Regions from separate parts of the Homo sapiens genome. Here region 1 is linked to region 2. Evidence: chromatin loops called from intact Hi-C (ENCODE). Cell type or tissue: thyroid gland. All regions are shown on one strand. Links, peaks and the distances in the headings refer to the core of each region. The heading gives the core; the rest is flanking DNA.

Evidence for each region. Peaks named below come from ENCODE experiments on the same cell type or tissue, not always from the same donor. Only the 100,000 strongest peaks of a DNase experiment are listed, where the experiment ranks them.
Region 1: it touches region 2 in a loop (3-fold over the local background); 64 of 110 quality-filtered maps call a loop at or near these places.

Annotation. Positions count from the first base shown.
Region 1 is chr14:75,007,967-75,010,581 of GRCh38, forward strand. EIF2B2 (eukaryotic translation initiation factor 2B subunit beta) reads left to right here. Exons shown (of 8, transcript NM_014239.4): 8 at 1,065-2,615. The coding sequence ends at 1,222. Among named protein-coding and RNA genes, the nearest start is that of EIF2B2, 6.4 kb to the left of the region's middle. In thyroid gland, for the core only: no CTCF peak of the experiment used is centred there; a DNase peak (open chromatin) is centred at 1,415; H3K27ac peaks cover 2,318 bases.
Region 2 is chr14:74,944,257-74,954,923 of GRCh38, forward strand. It overlaps PGF (placental growth factor), which reads right to left. Exons shown (of 7, transcript NM_002632.6): 2 at 9,648-9,690; 3 at 5,101-5,297; 4 at 4,251-4,327; 5 at 2,123-2,152; 6 at 1,957-2,019. It overlaps LOC107984690 (a long non-coding RNA gene), which reads left to right. Exons shown (of 3, transcript XR_001750826.3): 1 at 1-176; 2 at 984-4,743; 3 at 5,049-5,971. Among named protein-coding and RNA genes, the nearest start is that of PGF, 6.0 kb to the right of the region's middle. RefSeq lists a silencer at 2,203-2,252. In thyroid gland, for the core only: a CTCF peak has its summit at 8,844; DNase peaks (open chromatin) are centred at 8,085, 9,115 and 9,685; H3K4me3 peaks cover 966 bases; H3K27ac peaks cover 2,500 bases.

The DNA of each region.
Region 1 (2,615 bases), core at 116-2,615, 56 kb after region 2:
CTGACCAAGTCCATGTTAATTTGTTCTGAGACAAATATATTTTAGATTTGTTGGGGCTATTGTGGGTTGGATCATTTAGCATTGTCTGGGTTTGGCTTTGCATGCTGTTTGAGATATAGACAACAACCAGTTGGGAAAATGTACCTGTTTTCCTGCTATAAGGAGTCATTTTGGTGAATTGACTCCCAAAGGAAGCAGGTTGTGAAATGTTCCTCCTTAGAAAACTCACCTGTAGCCTGGATAGTCTCATGTCTTGGGGTTCTTTTCTCTGGCTTCTTCTGAAGGCAGCAGCTCAGCTCATTACGCGTGCAGCCTCATCAGCAAGGGTGGCCTTACACACCATCTGAGAGCAACGCATAGTAGTTGGTTGGGGTCCTAGTTCCTCTTGGAAGTTGATTGACTTCATCCCTTTATTTAAATAAACATTCAATCTTCAAGAAATAGTTATTGAGCACCTACAATGTATCCAGCACTCTTCTAGGCACTGAAGATAAAACAATGAATGAAAAAGATAAGGCCCTGTTCCCACACATTCTATTGTGGAAGACAGATGAGAAAGTATCAGGTCATGGGATGCCTGAGGACAAGCAAGGCTGATGTGGTAGAAAGTGGCTAGGGGCCTGAGATTGAGGAAGGGTCTTAATGAGATGACATTTCAGCTGAGTCCTGAATGAACAGAGTCCACCATATGAAGATCATAGTTTTCTATGAGCTGGTGCAGGGGCTTAGCCAGTTAGAAAAGGATGGCCATACATGGCTAGACAGTAATGAGCAAGGGGGAGAGTGGTCCAAATTGTAATTCATGTGGTGTGTCAGGGAGGGCCCAGATCTTAAACTTCAATCCTGAGTTTGAATTTTATTCTGAGGGCTGTGCAGAGGCATGGGAGAGTTGTAAGCAGGGATTGTCATGATCTGAAGTCATCTCTTCTGGTTTGCATTTTTCCATAGCTTCCCGTCCTTGGGGAGCTAATATGCCTGCATTCTCGAGCCTGGAATCTATATGCTACTTAATTATGAGAGAGGGAGCCTCAGTTTTACCTTTAGCATGTGTGCTTGCCTTTCAGGGGACATTCTGGAGAAGGTCAGCGTGCATTGCCCTGTGTTTGACTACGTTCCCCCAGAGCTCATTACCCTCTTTATCTCCAACATTGGTGGGAATGCACCTTCCTACATCTACCGCCTGATGAGTGAACTCTACCATCCTGATGATCATGTTTTATGACCGACCACACGTGTCCTAAGCAGATTGCTTAGGCAGATACAGAATGAAGAGGAGACTTGAGTGTTGCTGCTGAAGCACATCCTTGCAATGTGGGAGTGCACAGGAGTCCACCTAAAAAAAAAATCCTTGATACTGTTGCCTGCCTTTTTAGTCACCCCGTAACAAGGGCACACATCCAGGACTGTGTCTTGCCTTTCAGATCTTAACAGAGCAGCAGGGCTTAACTTGTTGATTTTGGAGCCTCTTAGTGACCTGGTTGCGTCTGTGTCAGGAACTTAAACTTTCTGGTTCAGTAGTGTGTTAAACATAACACTGAATACCTTACTGGGATACAGATTTTTGCTCAGAAATGGCTATGACACTTTTTCTAGGCTCTACCAATAAAAGCCACTTGAAGGTTCCATAGTTGGTTTATTTATTGTCCTACTCTGACAGAACTGCTTGAAACAGCAGCAGCAGAGCCTTTTTTGTGTTTGCATAGAGGGCTGTAGTTAGCGGGAAAAGTGTACAACATGGTAGTACTGGCCAGATGCAGTGGCTCCCACTTGTAATCCTGGACTTTGGGAGGCTGAGGTGGGAGGCTTGTTTGAGGCTTGTTTGAGGCCTGGAGTTTGAGATTAGCCTGGCAACATAGCAAGATCCTGTCTCTACAAAAAAATATTTTAAAAAATTAGCCAGACATGGTGGCACATGCCTGTGGCCTCGCTATGCTGGAGGCTGAGGTGGGAGGATCACTTGAGCCCATGAGTTCAAGGCTTCAGTGAGCTATCATTGTACCACTGCACTCCTGCCTGGATGATAGAGCAAGACTCTGTCTCTAAAAAAATAACAAGTACAAATGAAAGTATAGTTTCCTTTACAATTCACTGCTCCTGGCCCCAAAGTTTGTTCATAGTCTAAAACAGTAGTTCCAAAACCTCGCTGATCATCAGAATCACCTGAGAGTGATTCCGATCACTCACTCACACAGTCTTGGGTTTCATCTCAGTCCTACTGCATCTGATCTCAGGGTTACTACCTGGGAATCTGTTTAAAGCTTCCCAGAAAAGGATAGTCTCATGTAGTGTTTATAGGACTATAAATTGGTACAGCCTTTTAGAGGGCAATTTGGAAGCTGTATTTCTAGAATTATTTGTACAAGCAAAAAGATTTATACAGAGTGTTCAGTGTAGTAGTTGTAATGTCATAGCCTAAGTGTCCAGCAATAGGAGAAAGGTTAAGTATTGACAGTTACACCGTGGAACATTATACATGGCAATAGAAGTTTCAAAAGGATGGCTGGAGGGGCAGTGTCTGGATTGAAGGCATTTGGGCTGGTTCACTGCATTTAATGTGAATTTGTTACCAATATTTAAAAATCTGGAGATTGCACATTTCAAAAATTCAGATTTCT
Region 2 (10,667 bases), core at 7,587-10,086:
CACACCCGGCTAATTTTTTGTATTTTTAGTACAGATGGGGTTTCACCATGTTAGCCAGGATGGTCTCGATCTCCTAACCTTGCGATCCGCCCGCCTTGGCCTCCAAAAGTGCTGGGATTACAGGTGTGAGCCACCGCGCCTGGCCTGCTTGTTCATTTTCTTAAAAGTGGATGATGGTGAGTATAACATTAAAATGGCGTATTTAATAGGATACACCTGGAGAGTGTTCTACAATAGCTTTGTATTAAAATATTAATAATATGCCAGAAATTATATCCTTTGTAATGACTTATACTTTTTTTTTTTTGAGACAGGTTCTTACTCTGTCACCCAGGCTGAGGTGCAGTGGATCTATCTCGGCTCACTGCAGCCTTGACCTCCCAGGCTCAGGTGATCATTCCACCTCAGCCTCCTGAGTAGTTGGGACTATAGGCACATGGCACCACGTCCAGCTAGTTTTTGTATTTTTTTTGTAGAGACGAGGTTTCACCATGTTGCCCCGGCTAGGCTTGAACTCCTGGCCTCAAGCGATCCACTCGCCTCGGCCTCCCAAAGTGCTAGAATTACAGGCATGAGGTACTGAGCCTGGCTTGACTTATAATTCTGATGAAAATGTTCAATGTCAACTTAAGAATGGGCAAGGGAGCACATGGGCTTTTGGAATTCTTTTTTTTTTTTTTTTTGAGACGGAGTCTTGCTCTGTCACCCAGGCTGGAGTGCAGTGGCGTGATCTCGGCTCACTGCAACCTCCGCCTCCCGGGTTCAAGCGATTCTCCTGCCTCAGCCTCCCAAGTAGCTGAGATTACAGGCATGCACCAACACGCCCAGCTAATTTTGTATTTTTAGTAGAGATGTGGTTTCACCGTGTTGGTCAGGCTGGCCTCGAACTTCTGACCTCAAGTGATCTACCCACTTCGGCCTCCCAAAGTGCTGGGATTACAGGTGTTAGCCACTGCGCCCGGCCACTTTTGAAATTCTTTCAGGAGATTCCCGAGTGAAATGTCTGAAGACTGCTGCCTTGGGAACAGGAGCCACGGGACACTTTCTGCCTCCGGCTGCCGGCGGGTAACTCGGGCCTGGATGGACTTCCCTGCCAGCTTGTTTCCCAAATTGCCGCGCGGGCCCAGAAAAGAGATGAGAGCATAAACCCCTAGGGGGCGCAGTCCCCAGGATCCCTGTCTTCATGGAGTGGGGCTCATGGGGTCAGGGCTTGGGTCAACTCCACTCCATAGCACGAAATGACTTCCTGGAGTCACGTGCGTGGGGGAGGCTTAGCCCCTGAAGGAGAGCCACCTCTCTTCAGTGACTGATTGACTGTGCACGTGAAATATTTTATTTTTTCTATTTACTCTCACAGATTTGGGTTTTCCCTCCTCTCATCCTTCTCTCCCAGCCACACTCAGGCCTGGGGCTCCATTCTGCTGCCCACAAGGTACGAAGTGGGTTAGAAGCAGCAAGGGGACCCACAGGCAAAAATACTCCTGGGAGACAGTGGCGAGGGGCACATGTTCCCCGGGGCTACTAGGAAGTGGCCCCAGATAACGTCTCAGCTGATGACAGACTTTTAATCACTAAAAGGTAAACACTAATGTGCAGGAATCCTGTTTGTTTGCTCACAGATGTACCTGACACACAGTAAGTGCTCAGTAAATGTTTGTAGAGTGACTGAATGTTTGCTGGACCTCCTGCCCCTCATTCTACACAGAGAAAAGCTAGGCTGACAAAGGTGAAATGATTTGTTGAAGGTCAATGGAAACCTAGGGCTAAGCCGGGACAAAAACCAAGGTCCACTGATGCTTCCTGGGCCCTAGAGTCTTGAGGAGGTGCAGCTCCCTGTTCTGCCCCCAAGACTGGCCTCAGTCCTGCCTCTCCCCCTCCCCAACCTAACCCTGGCGGCAAGGCGGGGCTCCCCTCGGGCCCAGCCTCCTCGCCATCCCTGGGACCCCGCACACTCACAGGTGGCAGTCTGTGGGTCTCTGCTTCTCTCTCCTCCTCTTCCCCCTGCCCTTGGGTCTCCTCCTGCAATAAGCCAAGCGTCAGGACAAGGTGGCTGGGGAACCCCATGCTAGGACAGAGGCTGGCAGGCCCGAGAATAGCCCCGAGCCCCAGCCAAACCACTTACCTTTCCGGCTTCATCTTCTCCCGCAGAGGCCTAGGGAAACAGACAGAGAGAGGGGCAGAGGAACGTTAGGAAAGCAATAAGTGGGGCTCCCTGCCGCCCGGACAGGTCCCCTCCGACATCCCCAGTCCTGGTCCTGCAGCTGACACTGAGGCCACTAGGGGGTAGCATGGAGTTGGCAAGGGAGAGGTGGCCAGAGCCTCAAGGCTTCACTCCCACTCCAGGCTCTGGTGACCCCACCACGAGAGGGACAAATCAACCTCCTGGGGACCCCTGCCACCCGCTTCTGCACTTCTCAGCCTCTTGGCATCAAATTTGGTTGTTTCTGTCTGTTCTCTGTTGCTTTTTCTTTCTCACTTTCTTTGCTGCTTTTTTCCGTTCCTTCCAGGGTGCATTCTGGGAATTTCCTCAGGGACAGGAGATGATGGCCAGACAGCGGACTGGCTGCCTGTCAGGGCACAGCCCCACTCCATCCGGAACAACATGGGGAGTGAGCGACGGGGTGGGAGGAAGGAGGGAGCATCAGCCCTGAAGTCACCAGGCATGTCTGGGCTCTGCCTCCCAGGGCTGTGGCTGTTGGCCCAGAAGCAAGAAGAAAGGTGTCCCTGTTGCCTGGCCCCTGGCAGGGGATAGGGCCTCAGTCTTCACTGGGAACAGTGGGTAGAGACATGGGACAGCATGGTAGCAGTCAGCTTTGGGGCCAGGACATGCTACCCTCAGCTGGTTCCTCCCTTGGGAGCCAGGGCAAGGTACCAGGGCCTCTTGGGACTGTCTGGTTGTACCTCTCCATATTGGGCAAGTGACAGACACTCTTGGAACCTCAGTCTCTTCATCTGCCTGCCCCAAAAGAGTGGCTGTCAGGGCAAAGGGGATGGAGAAGGTGACTCTGGGTCACCACCCAGCATTGCACCCAGGAGGGTTCATTACCGAGCTCTTGTTATATGGCTAAGCTCTGGCTTGGAGGGATGGGTGGAAACAAGTTGAGGCAGGGTCTCCAACACTCCAACAAAAGGGGCAGCCATAGCCCTGCCCAGGAGGCAAGGCTAAGCCTGGGGGCTATTAGAAAAGTGGTCATGGCCATGAAAGGTAGCCTGAAAAACGAAGGCTTACGAGTTAGGTCAGGGCCCAGAATCCCTCCTCCCACACTCACTAGCTGTGATAAATCATGAAACTGTATTGAGCCTTGATTTTCTCATCTGTAAAATGGGGATGACAATAGGGCCTACCTCCCAGGGTTGTTATGAGAGCAGGAACCTTGCTCACCACTGCATCCCATCAGGACAATGCCTGGCATGTGGTAGGTGCTCAATAAATGTATGTGACTAAATGAGAAACATTCAAGTGCCTCCTGCGGGGCTAGGCACAGAATAGGTACACAATAAGTGGTAGTCTTCCCTCCTGCCGCCCCTGGCTAGGGCTCTGGACTTCTAGTCTGGTGCCTTCATCCATGGCCCAGTAGTACCAGGAGCAGCAGCTCAGCCCATTTCTCTCTTCCCTGAACCTAGCTGGCAGTGCCAGGCCTGTTGCTCCTGCTAACCAATGTTCCAAGTGCCCCCAGCACAGGCAGCAAGACTGGTGCTGGTCAGAGGCTCTGTGGATTGGGAGGGGCCGTAGAGGGGTGCTGCAACATCAAGGAAGCCACAGTGTCACTCTTCTTCTGCCCCTTTTCTCCTACCCGAGCTTGTCCTTCTTGCTGCTTCTCAGCCCCGTTTGCCCGCTCCTGTGGGCACACAGCTTGCCCCAGAACGAAGTTCAGACTTGCAATGTCTTTGCCTCCAGGCACCTCTTTCAGAGGCCCGTGGCAGCTGCCTCCCATCCCAGAGAAGGGGAACGACACGCACCGAACCCCTGCGAGGCTGGGAGGGACCCACCCTCTCTCTTCCCTTGCAGTATCTCAACAGCTGTACCCCAGCTGCTGGGACCAGCTCCCTTGGCAAAACTGGCTGGTGGGGGGACAAAATGAATGGTAGCCACCCCTGGTCCTGCCCTCTTGGTCTCCCTCAGTCTGGAAAAAAGTTCAGCCCGCAGCGGGGATGGGCAGCCTTTGCCTCTGCCCTGGGACCCATCTTTGCTGAGGCTGCCAAGAGGACGGGGGCCTTTCCTTGCTACCCACCCGACCCCGGAGACCTACCGGCATTCGCAGCGAACGTGCTGAGAGAACGTCAGCTCCACGTAGGAGGGCCGGTCCCCAGAACGGATCTTTAGGAGCTGAAGGAAGAAAGAGTTGATGCCTGGATTGGGGAGTGGCCCACGAGTTTCCGGCACTCTTCTCTCTCTCCTTGTAAGGAGAACCCGACTCTGTTTCCTGCTAGCCTGTGGACTACAGGCCCTCACTCCACTCTGAACGTGGGGCAAACAGCTCTCTCAGCTGCATGGGGATCTGAGGGAGGCCCCTGTCCCTCCCTGCCCGGGAGCACTAGCACAGCAATAGCACAGGAAGGGGGCTCATGTTCTGGAGTCAGAGAGACCCGTGTTCAGATCTTGACTCTTTTACCTGCTGAACAAGTGAAATAACATCTCTGAACCTTGAGTTCCCCATCCGTGAAATGGGAATGACACCAGCCTTGAAGGATTGAATGACACACCACTTGTGGCACGCCTAGGACAGTGCTTGGCATTACTCAGTAAGTGCTCAGTAAACCACTGCGTGTGTGACATGTAAGCTGCACTTGCTTGAAAAGGGACCAAATGCTCCTGGTGTCAACAGGGACTTTATACAAGCAGATTTCTTTCCAGCTTTAACTAGACACCCTGAGTCTTGGGATAGGACTCAGCGTGAGGCTGAGAATGCTGGTGGGGGTGGAGATGAGTGGGCTCAGAGCCATCGGAGGGCTTAGGAAGAAGAGGCCCTGGGCTGGGGTGGTAGGAGCACTGGCCTGGGAGTCAGGCTCCAGCCCTGGGACCTGGGCCTATCTTCTTCCCTCTCCAGGTACCTTCTAGTGGGCAGATTCGGTGGCCCCCTGGGCAGGGTATGGACCTACCTGCATGGTGACATTGGCCGTCTCCACCGGCACACAGTGCAGATTCTCATCGCCGCAGCAGCCGGTGCAGCGCAGCAGGGAGACACAGGATGGGCTGAACATGTGCTCCACCTCGCTGGGGTACTCGGACACGACGTCCACCAGCCTCTCCAGCGCCCGGCAGTAGCTGCGGCCCCACACTTCCTGGAAGGGTACCACTGCGAGGAAGCAAGGGGGCTGGGTCAGGCCAGCAGAGACCTGCCCCTTGAAGCCCTAAACCTGGCTCCCAAGGCCCTGCTGGCCTTCCAGGTTCAGCCCCCAGCCCCATCCGAGCTCCCTCAACTCTGAACTCCTAATGTGATCCCTCCGAAATGCCTGCGGGCCCCTTAGCTCATCTGCTGGATGGAAATCCCCATGGAACAGAATCTCTCAGGGTCCCAAGCTTTGCTCTGTCCTCAACTCAGGCACCCACGTCTGCCTTGGCTCCCTGGAGCTTTGAGGATTGTAGCCCCGGCAGCTACCCAGGCCCTCTGGATCTTTCTCAAGCCTGACCCGGTGCTTCCTCCAACTTGGAGAACTTGCAGAAAACAGTCATTCCTGGAGTCATGCAGGGAGGGTTGGCCTTCCCTTATTCCTCTGCTCAAACACCTTCCACGGCTCCCTCATTTCCTGCCCCACTCTGTGCCAGCTCCTCTGCCTGGCAACCAAGACCACATCCAGCAATGTGGCCCGACCCTCCTCTCCACTGAGTCCAACCAGCGCTCACACTGAGCCACGGCAGCACCACATTCACTCCCAGCTCTGGCTTGTGCACTCTGCAGCCCGTACAGCTGCTCTTCTTCCCCCTCCTCTCATTTCTATCCAAATAAAGTCCACCCGCCATTTTCCACGACCTGCCTCCCCACCTCCTCTTTGAAGACTTCCCCAGCAATTCCAGTGCACACAGATGAGCCTCCCTTGAGCACTGCTTGGCCTCTGGCCTCAAGGGGTTGCCTTATCTCCGGCACTGCTTGCTCTTATCTCCTTTACAACCAACTCGAGGCTCCATGAGGGCAGAGATGGACGTACCCGTAAACACAGGCTAAGTCACTCCTGGTTGATTAGATGACATTTCACTGAGGATCATCCGGGTCATCCCTGACCTCACGATGTCCTGGCGATCGTGAATGGGATCTTTTGGGGGCTGATCTGGAATCCCTCAAAAGATGCTGCTCTTTCGGGGGAAGGCCTAGGACCAGGCCCCAAATAGAGGCTCACAGGGAGAGTGGCCAGAGTCAGACACCTGGCTTCCAGTCCTGGCCCTACACTGGCTATGTGACCTTGGGGAGATCACTTAACCTTTCTGGATAGATCAGTTTCCTCAGGTGGGAAAAAAGAAGGTTGGGAATAAATGGTTGCTAAGGTCTTTCCCTCTCTGACCAACCGCCTGTGAATCAGTGCCTGCAACCCAGCCCAGCCCAGAGACCATGGACAGAGAAACACCCCCAGGCCTGGGTCATCCTGCTCTGCATCTGATGGTCATCCTCAGCTAGTGGGGAAGAATGGGGAGCTGGGGGTCCTGCAGCCTCTGCCATGGAACAATGGCCTCTCCCAGCAACCCCTCATTTCTTCCATGCCTCTGCCTAGGAGGCAGAAGGGGCCAAAGTCCATTCCACTGAGCCTATGAGGACATGAGCCTCCTGGTAATCTCGGAAGAAAAATAAACTTCAGTCCTAGCAGAGGCCCTCGGGAAAGGCTGCAAACTGGTGGAAAATACCCAGAGGCGGTGTGTCCATGTGGAGCTGGCTAGGCAGTCATAGAGGCAATAAACAGTGTTATCTGCTTGTTTGCTGCTCCATTCTGCTCCATTCTGCCGTGCTCTGCTTAGAGGGCACTAGGGCCTAGGGGCTGGTGGTGGGGGGAATCCATAGGCCTCCTCTGACTCTACCACTCCGCGCCACTGGATACTGCCCCGGAACCCAGTGGGAAACAAGGCCTCTCTCCCCAAAGGCGCCCAAAGTGCAGGGAAGCCTGCCTTTGCAATCCTGGGTCAGAGAGCACCTCCCTATCACCAGCTCCTTGAGCTGTGTGTTTAGTTTAAAATCTTCATGAGCACTACGTGACTCTGAACGTTTAATCTCCACCTTGGAAAACATAAATAACAGCAGAGGAATAATGAGCTGCCAAAGCACCACAGAAGACTCAGGTTCCTGCCCTGGGACCAGCCGTCAGCGAGGGGACAGCAGCAGAGAAGGGGCACCCCAGCCCCCTCCATCCTGCAAACAGACACCCACCCAGCTGGGCTGCGGGGCCATGGCCACCTTTGGCAGAACTGGCTGGGCCTCGGCAGCAGAAGAAGGGATTTCCTTTCCTCACCCCACATCCCACCATGCAGGTTCCGGGTCCCTGAAACCCTGGAATCTGCCACTTTCCCAGCCCTGTGGCCGAACTGTGTTGGGGGAGGGCTGAGAAGGAGGTGGGCTGGAGCCTGGTTTACCTGGCAGCCACCAGGAAAGGGCAATTCATCCCTGAAGGCCCCGCTATGGGTGTGTGGGAGAAACAAAAGGGGCTGGGTGAGGGGCCGGGCTGAGGGAGTACAGTGACCGCTCCCAGATGTGGGCTGTGTCCCTCAGGAAAGAGCTCTGCTCAGCTGTCCCCGAGAGCACTTCCGCTGGCCCCAGACCTGCTCCGGGAGGGGGTGGAGGTGAGAGCAACGGGAAGCTGTGGCCCCCTCAGGGCCCCCTCAGGCACTGCCAGGGCTGGGTGGTCCCCAGGGCTGCTCCTGAGGCTGCAAGTGTGCCCTCAGCTCTCTCGCCAGCCCTGTGAGTGAGCCTCCCACCTGCCTACCTACCACCTGGGATGGGGGAGACCCCAGGAGAGAAATGCTTAATCCTGAGAGCAAGTTTCTGTGGAGGGCACTGGAGACGGGCCACAGGGCTGGGCAGAGCCACTGGCCACCAGCCCAAGCCCACAAGTGTCCTCTCCATGGTCACTGGCAGGGCACACAGACAGCCTGCCACAAGGGACACCCTGCTCATGCCCGCTCAGCCACGGAGCTATTGGGAGCACTTGGTTCTGCCAGATCCATGAGGAGTGTCTGAGGCTTGGGGCGACCCCCAGGGCCTCTCTGAGCCTCAGGGCCTGCCTGCATCTGTAAAAATGGAGTACAACCCCTTCCTACTTCACAGCCTGTGGTCAAAACAGAATGACAGAAAATGCCTAACATTGTTACCGTGAATAGTAATAGTAAAAATCAATGCCCATGGCTGGCCATGCTGTCTCTGGCTGTGGTGTTAACAGGTGGGGATGCCATTTTCAGATTTTGAGAGCTGGGGTGCAAAGCTCGTTGTACTTCTCCCGGTCAGATTGCAGACTCCCTGATTGATAAGTGTGACAGGAGAGCTGACCTAATGAATCTACACTTCCAGGCCTCCCCACCTCAAATCCTGGGTGATATGTACACCCATTTCTCCTCCCTGGAGTCAGAGGACAAGTCCCTTTTTCAATCTCGGAAAAAGAAGAAACCATAGACATCATGTAGCCAAGGCTCCCATTTTACAGATGAGAAAACTGAGGCTAAGGCATCTTTGGTAGCTGTGGCCTGACCTACACTAAAAGCACCAAAAAGGGCATAGTGTGGAGGTAGGGGATGGGTCCTTCCCCAAATCCCAAGGAGCATAATGTTGTGCTGGTTCCAGAGGCACAGCAAGGGAGGCATCCATGAGGTCAAGGGCAGCTACCTCCTCTACCTGCTCAGGGGTCTAGGGGCCTAAGCCTTAGGTGTCAGAGTATGGCCAGGCCCGGGAGAGGCGGGCTGCCAGGCAGGCAGCCCAGCAGAGGGTGTTCCCAGCACGCAGATGGCTATCACGCGTGTGCGTGTGCATGTCCCTACATGCCCACTCTCCCATGGCGCAGGGGAAACCTCAGCGGTGGTGTGTGGCCACTTTGCACGTCTTGGAGAGGCAGGGAGGGAGGAGCGAGGTAGGGGGCCTGGCATGGGCCTCCTGCCTTCTGTACATATGTCTCTTTGGCAAACGTCTCGTTGCCCTTTGAAGACTCCCTCTTGATGCAACCAGGGCGGGGAGTGGAGGGGCCAGGGAGGGCGCGACTATGTTCTGTCTGTTTATAATCAATGGAAACGCATGGTCAGATCCCGGCAGTTCCACCAGGGCTGGGCTGCTGGGGAGGGCCCCTCACCCATTCCTGATCCTCTTGACTGCCCACTGCATTCAGCTCCCAGACCCCCATTCTGGCCCCTGGCACTCACTCCCCACCCTGTCCTCCAAGACCCCATCCATACCCTTAAATCATGCTGGGGAAGGGCTCTGAGCCAGCTGGATGAACCCTGGCTATACTGGCCCCAGCCCCACTCTCCGTGTGCTGGTGACTCCAGCCCACACCTCTCTAGTCTCTGGGTCACCATGAGGGGATCTCTTAGGCCCTGCCAAAGTCATCACCCAGCATGTCTAGCTTGTAGGCTCTCCCCAGCTTTTATCAACCTGCACCCACGCTTCATGCCACACCTGGGCTTGGGAGAAAGGAAGAGAGGGGCTTGGGGAGCATGCGTACCCCCAGCCTGGCCAGCTTACCTTCCACCTCTGACGAGCCGTTCCCAGCAGACAAGGCCCACTGCTATGGACAGAAAAGTGCAGAGGTGAGCTGGGGGTACCTTGGAGCTCTGCACTCTTGGGCCAAGTGTGATGGCAAGAAGGTAGGGGCCCCTCTGGGTTCCTTCCCACTTGCTGCACATGCTCTGCCCTGTCTCAGAGCAGCCTGAGTACCACTAAAAACTCACTGGACCCTGGGTAGGTTAGGTCCCACCCCTCTCTGGCCTCAGTTTTCCTCATTTGGAAAAGGATGGGAGGCTAGAAGCTTTTGGAGACCCTTGGCCTGCTGCATCCCAAAGATCTTCCAATCCTGCGGGTCTGCCTTCTACCCAGCCCCCAGGCCAACCCTGCTGGGCCCTGCACAGCCCGCCTTGGCTGGGTGCCAGAGCCCAGGGGGAGGTGATCAGCTGGTGGGAGCTGAGGGGCTGGAGCGGGTGGCGCCATGAGCTGGTGCAGCCGGTAACGTTACACCTCTGGCCAGCCCTGCAGCAGGCAGGCGGGTGGCTGGGCTGCTCGGACTCCTCAGGGACTGCCCAGCCCACTCCTACTCTTGGGCTGGGGCTGGGGACTCCCAGGGCAGTGGGACAACGCAGTGGGAAGGCAGTTCATTGGCTTTGTCAGGATTTCACTGCCCAAGCTGGCTCCCAGCCAGACTCACCCGGCTCCTGGGAAAAGGGCCCTGCTCACTTCCCCAGGCCCTGCACTCAGGACCTCCGGCCACCCACCCAGGAGAAAAGGCACAGCGAGACCCCTTGTCTCGTCCCCAGCCCACCCAGGAGCCCACGGCTCAGTCCTGAGCCCTGGTGGGGGCAGGGCCAGCCTCCCCACCAACAGCTTCTTCAGCTGGCTCCTCCGCCACCCCCACCAGGCCAGGTCAGAGGTCCTGGGGACGCCTGGTTGGCCATGGGGCCTCGACCCTGACCACAAGGCCAGGGACCCGCCTGGGATTAGTGGACAGATGCTTTTAGCAAAGCCACCAGGGCTCCAGGGGCCAGACAGGAA